2 separate regions of the Homo sapiens genome follow, and region 2 is linked to region 1. A link is a loop called in an ENCODE intact Hi-C map of the cell type or tissue named here. Cell type or tissue: CD14-positive monocyte. All regions are shown on one strand. Each heading gives the region's core, and the rest is flanking DNA. Links, peaks and the distances in the headings are about the cores only.

Region 1 (7,965 bases), core at 1,800-6,799:
AGCTGGGATTACAGGCACCTGCCACCACATCCAGCTAATTTTCGTATTTTTAGTAGAGACAGGGTTTCACCATGTTGGCCAGGCTGGTCTCGAACTCCTGACCTCAAGTGATCTGCCCACCTCGGTCTCCCAAAGTGCTGGGATAACAGGCATGAGCCACCGCGCCCGGCCCCCAGTTTTCAATCTTTCGGGAAATACCTAGGAGTGCTGGGTCATATGGTAATTCTATTTAAATTTTTTGGAAGAAGCACCAAAGTATTTTTCACAGAAGCTGCATCATTTTGCATTCCCACCAGCAATGCAGGGCTCCAATTTCTGCACATCCTTGCCAGCACCAGTCACCTTTCCTGTTTGTTTTTTTTTTTGAGATGGAGTCTCACTCTGTCACCCAGGCTGGAGTGCAGTGGCACAATCTCAGCTCACTGCAAGCTCCACCTCCCGGGTTCACGCCATTCTCCTGCCTCAGCCTCCCAAGTAGCTGGGACCACAGGCACCCGCCACAACGCCCAGCCAATTTTTCTTGTATTTTTAGTAGAGACGGGGTTTCACCGTGTTAGCCAGGAGGGTCTCCATCTCCTGACCTCGTGATCCGCCCGCCTCGGCCTCCCAGAGTGCTGGGATTACAGGCTTAAGCCACCGCGCCCGGCCCTTTCCTGTTTTTTAATTACAGCCATCGTAGTAAGCATGAAGTCACAGCTCACTGTGTTTTTGATTTGCATTTTCCCAATGACTAAGGATGCTGAGACTCTTCATGTGCTTATTGGTCATTTGTACATATTTGTCATGAAGATTTGTCCCTGTTTTCTTCTATGAGTTTCATAATTTTAAGTTCTTCAAGTTAGGCCTTTAATCCATTTTGAGGTAATTTTTGCATATGAGGTAAGGTTAGGGTCCAACCTCATTCTTTTTTTTTTTTTTCTTTCCTCTCCCACTCCTCAGCTCCAACTTCATTCTTTTCACGTGGATATCCAGTTTTCCCAATACTATTTATTGAGAGACCATCCTTTCCCCATTGAATGGTCCTGGCACCCTTGTCAAAAATCAATTTGGCCGCAGACACAAAAGGGTAGCATTCTTCAATCACATTATTACTGAAATGTACAAGTGAAAAAAATTAATGCAGAACGACTATGTGATTTATATTAGATCACATCATGTGTAGCAAAAAAGCAGAGGTCTCATCATCCACTACAGGAAGCATGGGGGGCTCCAAACTGACTGCAACTTTGTCTTTTTTTTTTTTTTTAGACAGGGTCTTGTCCAGGCAAGTGGCTCATGCCTGTAATCCTAGCACTTTGGGAGGCTGAGGCAGGAGGATCACTTGAGCCCAGGAGTTTGAGACCAGTCTGGGCAATGTGGTGAAACCCTGTCTCTACAAAAAAAATACAAAAATTAGCTGGGCATGGTGGTGGGTACCTGCAGTCCAAGCTACTTGGGAGGCTGCAGTGGGAAAATTGCTTGAGTCCCAGAAGGCAGAGGTTGCAGTGAGCCAAGATCCTGCCACTGCACTCCAGCCTGGGCATAAGAGCCAGATGCTGTCTCAAAAAAAAAAAATAGAGAGAGAGAGCCAGGGTCTGGCTCTGTCACCCAGGCTGGACTGGAGTGGTGTGATCATGGCTCACTGCAGCCTTGACTTCCCAGGCTCAAGCGATCCTCCTGTCTCAGCCTCCTAAGTAGTTGGGACAGGCACATACCACCATGCTCAGCTAACTTTTTATTTTTTGTAGAGATGAGGGTCTCACTATGTTGCTTGGGCTGGTCTTGAACTCTTGGCCTCAAGTAATTCTCCTGCCTTGGCCTCCCGAAGTGCTGGGATTACTGGCATGAGCCACCACACCTAGCCTCATGTACAAGTTTTAATGTGGACATTTGTTCTCATTTCTCTTGGGCAGATACTGCAATTTAATCTTACTGAACCCCTAGTATGTGTCAACAAAAGCACTAAGCATTGGGAATACAAAGACGAAGGAAACAAGCAGAGCACCTGTCACGGTGCATCACCTTTACACCGTGACAGGTGCCTACTACAGAACCGCATCAACTGCTATGGCAACCTGAAGAAGAAACAATTCTTTACTTGGGAAGTCAGGGAAAGACGGGGTAACAAAGTTATTCAGGGTAAATTAGTACACTGGCTAAGGACAGAGCTGATAGAGGTTAACGCTAAGTCACAGAGTTTGGGATTTCACCCCTTAGGCAATGGGAAATCATTCAAAACTCAACATGGAAGAGGAATGAGTAAAGCTAACAGTGATTTACTCCAGACGTGCTTCCCCAACCATGAAGGTCAGTCTAGGACCCAAGTTCACAGTGAGGGATCTGGATACTGGCAGGTGAGGCAATCTGAATAAAAGCAAATTCTCTGAAATACTCATTATAATGCACCCATTTAGTTAGTGAAGAAAACATTCGTAAGGAAGGATAACTTAAAATAATATAATGTCAGAAAAGGATGCCCAATGCAGCCACTCTCTACCCCATAGGTGAAGACGTCTGAACTGATGGCTGGGAGCATTTTTCGATTCCCGCTCCAGGGCATGATCAGGTAAGCGTATTTTTCAAGGCTTTGCTAAGGTTTTTGTTTCTTTGGGGTTTTTTGCCCTTTAGTCTTATAATCAAATATGCCAAGCATATCAGTCATTCATTCCACAAGTAATGTCTACTGTGTGCCAGGCACTGTTCTAGGTACTAAGGTGACAGAAGAACATACAACAAAATGCTGCGCTCAGGAAGCTTATGTTACAGTGGGAGAGACAGACATTAACAAGTGCATATAGACTATTAAAATACGGCTAGGTAGTCAAAGTATTAACATGGCTTACTTTACCTCAATACTTATCTCTCATTAACCACTAGCAATCAGACATCAGCAATTCACCCCCATCAAGCAAGTAACAATAATCTTCAAGGTTATTAATGACCTCCTAGATGTCAAAACTAAGAGCCTAAAAGACAAATCCTTCAGTTCTCTTTCTCCTGACCTCTCTACATCCATGACCTTACTAACGCCTTCTCAAACGCAGTTCCCTTGACTACAGGTTACTCTGCTGCCTTCCTCTTTCTTTGACCACTGGGCATTCCCTGAGACTCGGCCAACATTCTCTTTCCCTATTAAATGTTTCATTCACTTCCACAGGTTCAACTATTTTTATCCATACAGATGACTCTCAGATCCATCTTTCTACAAAATTAGTACTCTACAATCTGTAGTGGTATATCCTAGAAGAGGCATGACTCATGACTCTGCCAGAAAAGAAATATCTGTCCCAGAGAAAGTTGAATTTATGCAAAAAAAAAAAAGGTCAATGTAAATAATTCTAAGTATAGTAGGCCAATCTTAGTGTAGGGATCTCAAACATCTGAGTGTGGAAGAATCACCAAGAAGCCTTGTTGAAAATACAGATCTGTAGGTTCGAACTCAGCAAGTCTGTAGTATGCTTGGTGTTCTGTACTTTAATGAGTGTCCCAGATGATTCTGATACCAGACACTTATGGGCCACTCTTTGAGATACAGTCAGAGATTTTTGGATACACAGGAAGCAGAGCGAGTGATTCAGAAGCAGCTGCAGAGTCCATGGCCATGTCTGGCGGGGCCCAGGAAGGAACGTGTATGCAGTAGAGTGTCTGGGAGAGGGAGACGGGAGACAGCAATGGTGGGGTCCACATGCCAGGTGGGGATAACAAGAAGCACCCCCCACCACGGAATACCAAGTTCAGCCTGGAAAGAAAGAAGGGGATGGTGGGCTGGGGCAGAAGGATCTGTCTGTCTTACGAGGTCTTAGCTTATTTGCAGACAGGAAGAATCTAGAAGTATAAGTAGAAAAAAGGAACTAAAAACAATGGAGAGTCCTTCTACATTAGGACGCATCAGCTGGTCCTGAGGGGAGACGGAAGTCCTTGGGCTCTGGGAACAGCGTTCTACAGCACAAGAGTGCCACCTACTGAGGCCCAGAGGGCAGGTTCACATTCAGCCGCCTTTGAGGGAAGACACTAGAATCCCAGCCCCTCTCCTGTTCTCTCACCTGGCCCACTGCAGCTCCAATGCTCCCCGAACCATCCACAATTCCTGTGACAGTGGCCAAAGCTTCACTGCTCCTTTGGATGAGCTCCTGGCGACCCAAGTCCGCAGAAATAGCAGAACTAATCATATTAGAAGGTCCACCAATAAAAAATCCTGAAGTCATAAACAGGTTCTTATTAAAACACAATTCACAACCACTAGCAATCTACTGCATAAGGCAAAATAATATCCGAATAGTTTTCTTAATATGTTGGAGAGAAGTGGAAAAAAAAGGAAACCCCCAGATAGTATCATTTTCAAACTATTAGTAGTTAACATCCACGTTCCTGAAATCCCTTCTCGAATTATGTGACACTCTAGTATATTTTGTAGAACCCAAAGATACAAAAATAGTGAAACACATAGCCCTTCTAATCCTGTGAAGTTTACATTCATTAATAACTAATTGCACTAGCTTGTCAAATAAATTCTATTACGGTAGTTGCATCATATGATCATTCCACTACACAAATTCAACCAGGAATATTGAAAAAAAAGAGCAAAGAGGAAAAAGCCACTGCAATGGAGCAGGTGACTCTATCTGCCACTGCTCTCAGTGAGGCTGCCCATGAATCAGGCATGCGATGGCCCAGGTGAATCTGGTCCCACTGCTGGAATCAGTTCCATGTACCCCAAGTAGAATGAGCAGCTCACTCTCCCAAGCATGATCTAAAGTTTAAAATAAGTAACTTTTCTGGCCGGGCGCAGTGGCTTATGCCTGTAATCTCAGCACTTTGAGAGGCTGAGGTGGGCAGATCACCTGAAGTCAGGAGTTCGAGACCAGCCTGGGCAACATGGTGAAACGCTGTCTCTACTAAAAATACAAAAATTAGCTGGGCATGGTAGCAGGCGCCTGTAATCCCAACTACTTGGGAAGCTGAGGCAGAAGAATCACTTGAACCCAGGAGGTGGAGGTTGCAGTTAGCTGAGATCGCACCACTGCACTCCCATCTGGGTGACAAGAGCGAGACTCCTTCTCAAAAATAAAAATAAAATTAGAAAGTTTAAAATAAGTAATTTTTCTGGCTGGGGATGGTGGCTCACGCCTGTAATCCCAGCATTTTGGGAGGCCAAGGCAGGTGGATCACCTGAGGTCAGGAGTTTGAGACCAGCCTGGGCAACATGGTGAAACCATGTCTCTACTAAAAATACAAAAATTAGCTGGGCGTGGTGGTGCACGCCTATATTACCAGCTACTCAGGAGGCTGAGGCAGGAGAATCACTTGAACCCAAGAGGTGTAGGTTGCAGTGAGCTGAGACTGTGCCACTACACTCCAGCCTGGGCAACAGAGCAAGATTCTGTCTCAATAAATAAATAATAAATAAAGTAAGTAATTTTTCTATAACATAGTCCCTAAATGCACCCAACTATTTTATCTAGTGCTCAAGTGACAAAATGCTGACCAATTCCAACACAGGAGGAGACACGAGCTATTGTGGATTTTTTTGAAAGCTGGTGAATTGGTCTCCCATGTGGCATTTTTCTAAGTCACTTTTAGAGGTAAGAGCAGAAGCTGGGGCAGCAATCAAAAATCGTAGAAAATCTCTGTCAATAGGGACCGCTTCTGTCACAATAGGACTGAGGAGGTCATGTAAGAAACAGCAGAGAAAAAGAATCTGGAAAAGGAGGCGTTTTTCCTTTTAAAATTTGAATTCTCTGTAATTAAGGTTTCGGTACTACTCAAATTGAGGGAGAAAACAGTTTCCCTTTTCCTCTGAATTTACAGAGCAACAGAAGCATGGTGGAGCAGAGCCATGTGCCGTACCTGTAACAGTCATCAGAAGGGCATTGATGGACTTATCATTTGGAGAACCTGTGAGGGAAGACACAGACAAACCATGGTGGCTTGAAAAGCAGACTCCACGTGCCTCTGCCAACCGTACGCGAAGATCTGAATCTCCGTGACCTCACAAATCACTCCCAGAGACAACAAAGAGACACAACTCTCTCTGCCTCTTTCAACTCTGATTTGTAACGTCTGCCTCTTGCTAATGCTCAAGCTAACAAGACTTCTAAAAGCTAAAGAAAAGCTCTACTCCTGTCTCAGCAGCATCTTAAGGGAATATACCAAACCTACTAATTACCATCTTTCCGCTTTTGAAACCTGTTCCCTTTTTATTGTTTTATTGGCTATAATGCTGTGCCTCTGGAGCCTCCCCCAAACAAAGCATATACACTCCCAAGCAAGCTTTTAAGCAAATTAACAAAGCAAAAGAGATGCCAGTTTCCTCCCAAGACAAATAAAACTATGTGATGACAGGTTTCCCAGGCATTCACAGGACAATGCAAAGGTGGCATATCGGGCCTTGAAGCTGGTCTCCAGGCTCTCCCCAGCACTGGTCACTGACTCCAAACAAATGCCTTATTCCAACCAGATTAGGGGAGCAAAGGAATTAGTAATTGCAAAAGAATACTCACGACTATACCCGATGAGGGACCCAACTGCCAGAAGCAGACTCAGGGCAAGAACCGGCGCTCTCTTCTGTAGTACATCAGAGATGAAGCCTTGCAAAGTTCCACCTTCAAGCAGAGTGTCGAGCAATCAAAATCACTTCTAATTTAGCTCGCTCACCTGAGGCGTGCTCCCCATTTGCCCTCTAGTCTCACTAGCAGCAGCCTGACACTAGTCTATCAAAAAATATGGCTGGGCCGGGCTCGGTGGCTCACACCTGTAATCCCAGCTCTTTGGGAGGCTGAGGCAGGTGGATCACAAGGTCAGGAGATGGAGACCATCCTGGCTAACACAGTGAAACCCTGTCTCTACTAAAAATACAAAAAAATTAGCCGGGCGTGGTGGCGGGCACCTGTAGTCCCAGCTACTCAGGAGGCTGAGGCAGGAGAATGGTGTGAACCTGGGAGGCGGAGCTTGCAGTGAGCCGAGATTGCGCCACTGCACTCCAGCCTGGGTGACAGAGCGAGACTCTGTCTCAAAAAAAAATAGGTCTGACTCCCTGAAAAGGGGTCCTCCATAACTTCCTTTTAGGAATAAACTGTCTGTTAAATCACCATGATGACCAGTGGGGACAGGAGACCACAAATCAGACAGCAAAACATGAAAAAAGGAAAAACTGTCAAAGCCATCGGCTATCCCTTACAAAAACAAGTTGTGAATGCTATTTTTGATTTTTCTTTTTAATTTGAAAGATAATGAATTAAGAACTATGCCTTGCTGGGCATGGTGGCTCATGCCTATAATCCCAGCACTTTGGGAGACCAAGGCTGGGGGACTGCTTGAGGCCAGGGGTTCAAAACCAGCCTGGGCAACACAGTGCCCTTATCTCTATAAAAGATAAATTAGCCGGGCATGGTAGCACGTGCCTATATTCCCAGCTACTTGGGAGGCTGAGGTAGGAGGATGGCTTGAGCCCAGGAGGTTGAGGCTGTGGTGAACCGTATCGTGCTGCTTGAACCCAGGAGGCTGAGGCTACAGTGAGCTGTATTGTGCCACTGCACTCTAGCCTGGGCAACAGAGCAAGACCGTGTCTCAAAAACCAAAAAAACTGTGCCTTACAGTATATTGAGGCCAGTAGGTGGGCACAGTGGCTCACGCCTGTAATCCCAGCACTCTGGGAGGCCGAGGTGGGCAAATTGCCTGAGCTCAGGAGTTTGAGACCAGCCTGGGCAATACAGTGAAATGCCATCTCTACAAAAAATACAAAAAAATTAGCTGGGTGTGGTGGTGCATGACTGTAGCCCCAGGTACTTAGGGAGGATCGCTTGAGCCCAGGAGGTTGTGGCTCCAGTGAGCCAAGATCGTGCCACTCCAGCGTGGGCGACAGAGCAGTACCCCCATCTCCAAAAAAAAAAAAAAAGAAAAAAAAAAGTGGCTAGTAAATATTCACTAAAATAAAATTTAGCAGTTATGGTTTGCTAATAGGACACAATCTTTAAAAAGCAGGGATAT
Region 2 (7,965 bases), core at 1,896-6,895, 740 kb before region 1:
GCTCAACCTGTAGTATCTATGCAGTGAGAGACTAACAGCAATGTATAATGAAACTCAGACTTTTATATGTCTTTAGAGATTCTAGCACCTTCTAGCTAAAGGGATGGCAGTAAAATGAAAATAATTCAATAAAGGTGGATTTATTTTCCTATCTAGCTAGTGCCAGATACATTGCTTGCTCCTTCTAGGGACTGGTAATATGTTTCACTGATATGATTGTACCATTGTTTGTACTTACTATAAACCTATGTATTTGTCGTTGCTAATACATTACAATTTTAAGATTATGTTTTTCACTACCAATGGTTTTAGTATCTCCACTTGGCATTGTTAAGGAAAAGTATGCCTGGCCACATCACCAACAAGGGAGAGACTTCTGGTCTTTCAGACTGTTTTGCTAAGGCATTGGTCTTAAAAATAAGCAAATACATACCTTTCACTATAATTATATCGATCTTGAAATGTACTGGCAATGAGGCTTCATGAAGTCAGCTGGGTGGTGAGTAAACAAAAAGGAGGGACTTGCTAAACAGGTTGGGAGGCTAAGGGTTCTTACTGCCCCTACTCAGCCAAGGTGAACCACAAAGATGCTAAGCTCAGTCCTGGGACAGAGTAGTGCTCCATGTGACCTTGCTGGGCATGACAGCCCATGAGGATTGAGACAGTGGACTTTGTTGCCACCCAGTCTAATAATGACATGGGTGAGCTGTCACAAGGCTGCCAAACAAAAGCGTTCTGGAAAGCTGCCAATGATCTGAGATAAATTTCCCTGAGTTGTCAGAAATACCCAAATAAGGAATCTTGGAGGATGACAACTTCAGCCCTTGGATGAATTTTTGAATAAGAATGAAAAGAAAAAGGCCTAGTTTCTGGTATCTGCTTATATGAGGAAGCAGAAAACCAAAATCACTAGACATTTTGTATACCAGATTTCTCTTGATTGACTTATCGCAAATAAGCAATTAAGCACCTCAAAGCTGTGCCATTAGGAAGAGATGCAGGAGCAATCCTGTAGTCACACGATCTCTCTCTCTCTCTCTGGCTTGGAAATCTCCATTTTTTAAAAAGTCAGGTTTATTAAGGTATAACTGACATATAGCAACATTTCTCCCTTTGAAGTGTTTGATGAGTTTTGACAAATGCACAGTCATAACCCCCCCTACAATCCAGACTTAGAGCTTTTCCCCTCAGGATTCTTCGCAGTCAATCTCCTCCTCTCCTACTGGTCTCTGGCAAGCCCTAATCGGATCTCTGTCTCTATGTTTTGCCTTTTCCGAAATGCCATATAGATGGAATCATACAGCATGCAGCCTTTTGTTGACCTTGATTTTTTCAAAGTGTTCATTGAGATGAGAATGGATTTAAAGGGAATGGGAAAGATTTGTGTTCTGCTGGTTAGTGTCTGGGATTAAACAAGCTATTGCTTCTATTTAAGCAAGGTGCTAAATCAGTTAAACTTCTGATCTTAGATACAAAGAAAGCACATTTCTTTAGTATTTTTTAAAACATTTTTAAACAACTTCAACATTTTAAAATATTTTAAAACAATTATTATGGTAAATTGTTTCCAAAATGAAACTTCAGGTGAAGCTGAGTGTTCTCCAGACAAGTAGAAAGTGACAAAAGATAATTTGCTTCACCAAACTTTAGTCAGGCTTGTGAACCTTCTCCTAGGTCTAACTGTGCACTCTGCTGTACAATCTACTTTTGGCAAAAAACCTTGCTAAGTCAGTTTAGCAAGAACCCACCATCCCTGATATCTGATCACCCTCGATATCTGATGAGGTTCCTCATCCTCCAGGTGTGATATCTGATCACCCGGGCCTGTCATTAGCAAGAATCCTGTTAGGTCAGTTTAGGCAGAATCTCCCTTACCCCTGATGCTTCCTCTTAGTAACTTCCCATCCACCGACACCCCCCAACCCTGCCTTGGCTATAAATTTTCACTCGCCCACGCTGTATGGAGTTGAGCCCAATCTCTCTTGCCCACTGCAAGATTCCATTGCATCCATCCCTACACTATTACCACGGTCTTAAACCAAGTGCTTCCTGCAAACCCTAGGCCAAACCAGGTGGTACAGGATGTTTTGCTAGTCACTGCAGGAAGAGGAGTGCCCCCATCCCATGCAACTGTCCCATGTTCAGAGTGGGTGCTGATACTCCCTAAACTACATTTCTTTAGCACTCACATCCCCTGGGATTTCTCTTCCCTAGGGTGGCTCTCACCACCTACCTCACAGATGACTGGTGCTGCTTACTCTTCCGGGAGGAGGTGGTGCTGGTTGGCTGCTGCCGCATCACGTGGGCCACACCCACATTTAAGGGCTGTGCTGCTGGAAGGGTCACATGACCGGTCAATAGTGCAGGCTGCTGCATGATGGGATTATAATGGCTTCCGTGAGCATGCGTATTTCTGAAAGGCAACCGGGACAACAAGGTGCCTTAGAGGTGTTCTAAAAGTAGAGCTCCTCTATAAGATCAAGCTTCCTCCCCAATTAAACGCTGACTGCAGTTGGTTATCTCACTAGCTGTGCAGCTGCTGAAGGGATGAGCCTGGCCATGTGTGCTCAACGGGTGGGTTTCTTCTACTCATAAGGAGTAGGTGAAACATAACTGGCTGTGAGTGAGAAAGAGGACTTTCAAGTGGGAAGAATGCCAAGTACACCGGCTCCAAGTTTTTAAGTTCTAGGGACTGGAGATAAATATTCCCTCCAACTTTTAAAGTCCCTGAGCACCTAGGTGTTTATCCTGAACAATATTCTATTTTAGAATTTACAGGCCAGGTATGGTGGCTCACACCTGTAATCCCAGCACTCTGGGAGACCGAGGAGGGCAGACGGCTTGAGCTCAAGAGTTTGAGACCAGCCTGGGCAACATGGCAAAACCCCCTTTCTACCAGAAATACAAAAAATTAGCTGGGCATGGTGGGGTGCACCTATGGGCCCAGCTACTCGGGAGGCTGAGGTGGCAGGATCACTTAAGCCTGGGAGGCAGAGGTTGCATGAGCCGAGATTGTGCCACTGCACTCCAGCCTGGGTGACAGAGCGAGACACTGTCTCAAAAAAAAAAAAAAAGTTTCACCTTAATTTTATAAAAAAAATTTTTAAATGAAGAAAAAGCGGAATTTACACAGTGTCTTCAATGGGTTATTTTATTCCACTCTGTGACGTAGGCAGGATATCTTAGCAATACCATTTTATTAAAGAAGAAATTATACTTTACGTGAAAAACAAACTTTGAAGCCTGGGAGCCATATGCTTCTGGTGTTAGGAAGTGTTAATGTTCTTTTGAATTCCCTCAGTGGCTGGAACAATGCTCAGGCATATAGCAGCTGATCAATTAATTACACGCTTGCTGAATGAATAATTAGATTAACTGAAGGTTGACTAGACAAGTATAAAGTTGGTATTAAATCAAAATTAATAACAGTCATGATAGAAATACTGGCAGCCCTCATCCTAAAAACGGGTTATGTTTCACAATTCTTATAATTTGGGTTGTATGAAGCTTAAAGCCTTGTTTTCCCACAGAAATGTTAAAGGTGGTGACTGACTCAGAGATTGGCCCATAAGAGCTCATTTAACACATAATAAAATTCAAAGCTAAAGGATAATTCATTTGAATTTTAGAAAATTATAAGAACCTATTGTTGCAACATGGGGAAAAGGATGAACAGGAAAAAAGAAGTAGATGAACACTTTTGTAGGGATTTTGATAGCGCCTTTTGGGCATTTACATGGACTTTAGAAACTCATATTATGGCTTCTTTTTTTTTTTTTTTTTTTTTGAGATGGAGTCTCAGTCTGTTGCCCAGGCTGGAGTGCAGTGGTGCGATCTCGGCTCACTGCAACCTCTGCCTCCTGGGTTCAAGCGATTCTCCTGCCTCAGCCTCCCGAGTAGCTGGGATTACAGGCGTGCACTGCCACGCCCAGCTAATTTTTGTATTTTTAGTAGAGGCGGGGTTTCGCCATGCTGACCAGGCTGGTCTCAAACTCCTGACCTCAGGTGATCTGCCTGCCTTGGCTTCCCAAAGTGCTGGGATTACAGACGTGAGCCACTGCATCCGACCAAGAAACTGATATTATGGCTTCTTTATTTTGTTGTAGCTCTTTCTCCTGTAGACAGGTGGCACTCTTTCTCTTTTGAGTCAGGCCTAGCACTGGTACTTCTGTTTGTTAGCCACAATAATAGATGTTCTTTGGCTCACACATGAAATGGAGAGAGACCAGGAAGAGAGTATGCTGGCTTTAGATGTCTCCTGTGGTCACTAGGTAAGAGATGTCAAAACGAAAGGAAGGAGGGAGGAGGAATAAGAAAATATGTAGGAATTAGTAAGTGTATGTGTATTTCTGAAATTAGATGAGCTATAAATGCTGAAAGACAAAAGGGAAAAAAAGGAATATGTCATGTGTGTGGTCTTTTAGGAGAAAAAGGGGCGAGGGAAAAAAAAAAACCCAGTTGGTCAGACAGCTTTCCACTCGGCTGCTCCTAAGGAGCTGGAGGAGGAAAGGCAATCTTGCTGAGCATGGGCCGATGTGATAGTGGGGAGGGAAGATGACAGGTTTATTTAATGCCTGTCATGTACCGGGCACTGCGATGGTGCATGTTAAATATAGGCCAAGTGCTTTGTATTTTATCTTACTTTAAACCTCCCAACAATCCTGTGAAGCAGGCATTACTATCCCCACTTTATTGAAGAAGAAACTGAGGTGCATAAAGGTTAACTTGCCCCAGGTCATGCAGAGCCAGGATTGAACTCAGCTCTACATGGTTTGAGATGGAGTCTCACTCTGTTGCCCAGGCTGGAGTGGTGGCATGAGGGCGTTGCCAGAAGGGAAGTGAGTGGGACTGTGGGGAAGGGCCCAGGTACTCTGTACTGGGCAGAAAATGAACTGGAGGAATGGAGGAAGCTGCAGTAGGGGTCTGACTGGGGGCTTATATCACCACCTTTCTTCTTTTCTCGGAGAGATCTTAATTCACAATAGCCTTGTAGGTCAGAATAAGAACTGTGGGAGGTTCCCTGTGTGATATGGAGGCTGTCAGGGGGTTGAGGGGAGTGACCTGTCCTGATATTCGTGCAGAATGAGAGATAGCCCAATAGGGCCATGAGGAGTTGGGGACAACTTGGAGGGTTGCCATCTGGCTCTGCACTGGTGAAGGGGCCATTGTGGTGGTGTTCGGGGGAAGGTACAAGGGTATCTAGCCATAAAAATAACAGAGGAGCGCATCTGTGAGGAAATCATGAGTTGGGCAGGGTAGAGTTCTGGAAACAGATGCAGGGGGTATGCTGTGCTGGCAGGCAGTCAGGTGGACGCCTCTGGGGTGTGTGGGAAGTAGACTCTGATCTGTAAGATATGACTATTAACTGAAGAGGCACACTCAGCAAACATGCCAGCATTTACCCTTCCAAATAAACCCCATTCTGTCAAGCCATCCCGTGGGAGGTCAGATAGACTCCAGAGTACCCCCGTCTCAAACATCTTCAGAACACTTTCTAGAATTGCTTAGGGCTTTGGGGACCCTCTTCTGCATTCTTTCACTGGTGACAGACCTTTGTTTTCTGAACGTAGAATTTAATTCTGAGAAACTACCAAACATCATCCAGAACCAAGTCTGGTGAATTACACTGATGAGTAAATGACATAACTGAATTCTGGGTGGAAATGACAACCAAGCATAAATTAATGAAACTGATTTTCTTGTATCCTGGTATATTATTTAAAAATTGCTTCTTGTTACCCTGCACTCATAGTCCACACAATATTTTTAGAAGCTTTAAAAAGCTCTCTACAAACCGGGGAATTGAAGTACAGGCCAGCCTGGCAGCCCTGTGTTGGCAGTGGACGTGCCTCCCATCCCAGACACACCCACTCACCCTAGAGGGGTTTCCTGCTTACCTCCAGTCCGCCAGCTGCTGGGTGCCTGCCATGGTCTCGGGAATCACGGTGGCATGCTGCACTGATGTGTGGGTGGCCACTCCAGTCAGTTGCTGCCATGCTGGGGGAAGCAGGATCTGCTGGGTCCCACTTGGCCAAGCCTGCTGTAGAACACAGGACATGTGCAATGACCATGTTTGCTAATCACATAATTGATTTGCATGAACCCACACTTATTCTGTGCCTGGGGTTGTGCTAGACATTCTCATGGGTGTGAGAGTGAGGGCCTGGTCTCTGGCCTCAAAAACTAAAGTAAGGGGAGATAAACAATGAACATACAGGCCGGGTGCAGTGGCTCACGCCTGTAATCCTAGCACTTTGGGAGGCTGAGGAGAGCGGATCACGAGGTCAGGAGATCCAGACCATCCTGGCTAACACAGTGAAACCCCATCTCTACTAAAAATACAAAAAATTAGCTGGGCGTGGTAGCGGGCACCTGTAGTCCCAGCTACTTGGGAGGCTAAGGCAGGAGAATGGCATGAACCTGGGAGGTGGAGCTTGAAGAAGTGAGCCGAGATGGCGCCACTGCACTCCAGCCTGGGCGACAGAGCGAGACTCCGTCTCAAAAAAAAAAAAAAAAAAAAAAAAAAGAACATATATGAACTAAGTAGAAGATAATTAAGTACAGGGACACAGCTGTATGGAAGGGATTCATTCATGTTGAAGAATGATTTCTTTATAAATTTGCTCTAATGAGCAATGCTTGAAGTTTCTGAAAGTTTATTTATTTACTTGTTCTGTCCCACAACTATGTACAGGGGATTAGGGTAGTTGAGTTGAGCTAGATGAGGGTGACCGCTGGCCCTCAAGAAGCTTTCTGCCTAGTATCCTTTATTTAACATTTTACCTTTGATTTATCAATTAGAATCTAGGTTCCAGCTTGTGTTATCTTCTGAATCTAAGTTTACACAATTCTAAGATCACCAAATATCTGGAACCTACATCTGAGAGCAAGCAAGTATGAAGTAAAATTCTTAGCTGTGACTATAGCTTAATTGAGAATTACTTTGATTTCTCAAAGCAAAAATGAGAGAGAGGCGGAAGTCACTGCTTGAACCTAATTTTTCTAAGAAATCTAAAATGAACGTTTGTGATTCTTCCTTGATAGATTCACTGGTGTGTGTGTGTGTGTGTGTGTGTGTGTATGTTGTGTTTTAAGCTCTTTTAATCCATGATCACTATTCTGCTTGTCTTTGGTCATTAGATGATTCAGACTGAATACCACTGCCTAAAGTTGGACACTTAAAGCATAGTCACTAAGGTAAAATACCTTTTGGACAGATCAAATATTTAAAGGTTTGATATCTTAGCCATCTCTCTTTCTATCAGAGTGGATGTGACTAACATTGGGTAATTTATCGAATGCAGTGCTTCACAAACTGTGCATGTGCTCAGTGTGGGTGTTTTATAGGTACAAATACGCAATTCTGGAAATGGATTACAGATTTGAGTCAGGGCCTAAAAAACATTGACGCTTATAAAAATGAGAGAATCACATTTGAGAGCTGAGTGGACCAGTTCACCTGTTCCGTTATTTTCATGTTGCACCTGAGGCCCAGTGCAATCTCTTAGATGTTTTTGATACTGTTTGTTTGCTTTTGATATAGGCAGAAGCTCAGGGACCATGCGCATACCATGAGTGCTTAATATCTGTTGATAAAATGAAAGAAGCAACTCTACCAACGCTATTAACTACAGTTAATTGTATTTCAGGTTTACTTAACTCACAGAAAGCGGAAACATAATTTAATTGATTAAAACAGTTGCAAATTCCAAATATTAAATAAATAACAATTTCGTTTGCAGTAAGGTTTCTACTGACTTAGCCAATTGGAACTCATTTCAGAGCTCATGAAAAGCATTAGTTTTAACTAATGTCATTTAAAAAATAAATCTTGATATCAAGCTAAGGTTATCATTTTTCTTCTATTTCCCTGAAATGGATATTAACATTTTACCTCAAAGAGATAGGGTAGAAAGACTATTTTTGACTTATTTCACTGATTGATATGCTTGGCTCATTTGTGAC

What was found. Peaks named below come from ENCODE experiments on the same cell type or tissue, not always from the same donor. Only the 100,000 strongest peaks of a DNase experiment are listed, where the experiment ranks them.
Region 2: a loop joins it to region 1, with 4 times the contacts of the local background. A loop is called at or near these places in 2 of 110 quality-filtered maps.

Annotation. Positions count from the first base shown.
Region 1 is chr7:140,339,390-140,347,354 of GRCh38, forward strand. It overlaps SLC37A3 (solute carrier family 37 member 3), which reads right to left. Exons shown (of 15, transcript NM_207113.3): 11 at 6,480-6,581; 12 at 5,827-5,874; 13 at 4,023-4,174. Among named protein-coding and RNA genes, the nearest start is that of SLC37A3, 55 kb to the right of the region's middle. In CD14-positive monocyte, for the core only: a CTCF peak has its summit at 3,937 (motif pointing left); DNase peaks (open chromatin) are centred at 3,572 and 3,892; H3K27ac peaks cover 603 bases.
Region 2 is chr7:139,598,184-139,606,148 of GRCh38, forward strand. HIPK2 (homeodomain interacting protein kinase 2) reads right to left here. Exons shown (of 15, transcript NM_022740.5): 10 at 5,898-6,040; 11 at 2,234-2,413. All of the region lies in intron 2 of LOC105375530 (a long non-coding RNA gene), which reads left to right. Among named protein-coding and RNA genes, the nearest start is that of CLEC2L, 78 kb to the left of the region's middle. In CD14-positive monocyte, for the core only: CTCF peaks have their summits at 4,102 and 4,320; no DNase peak of the experiment used is centred there.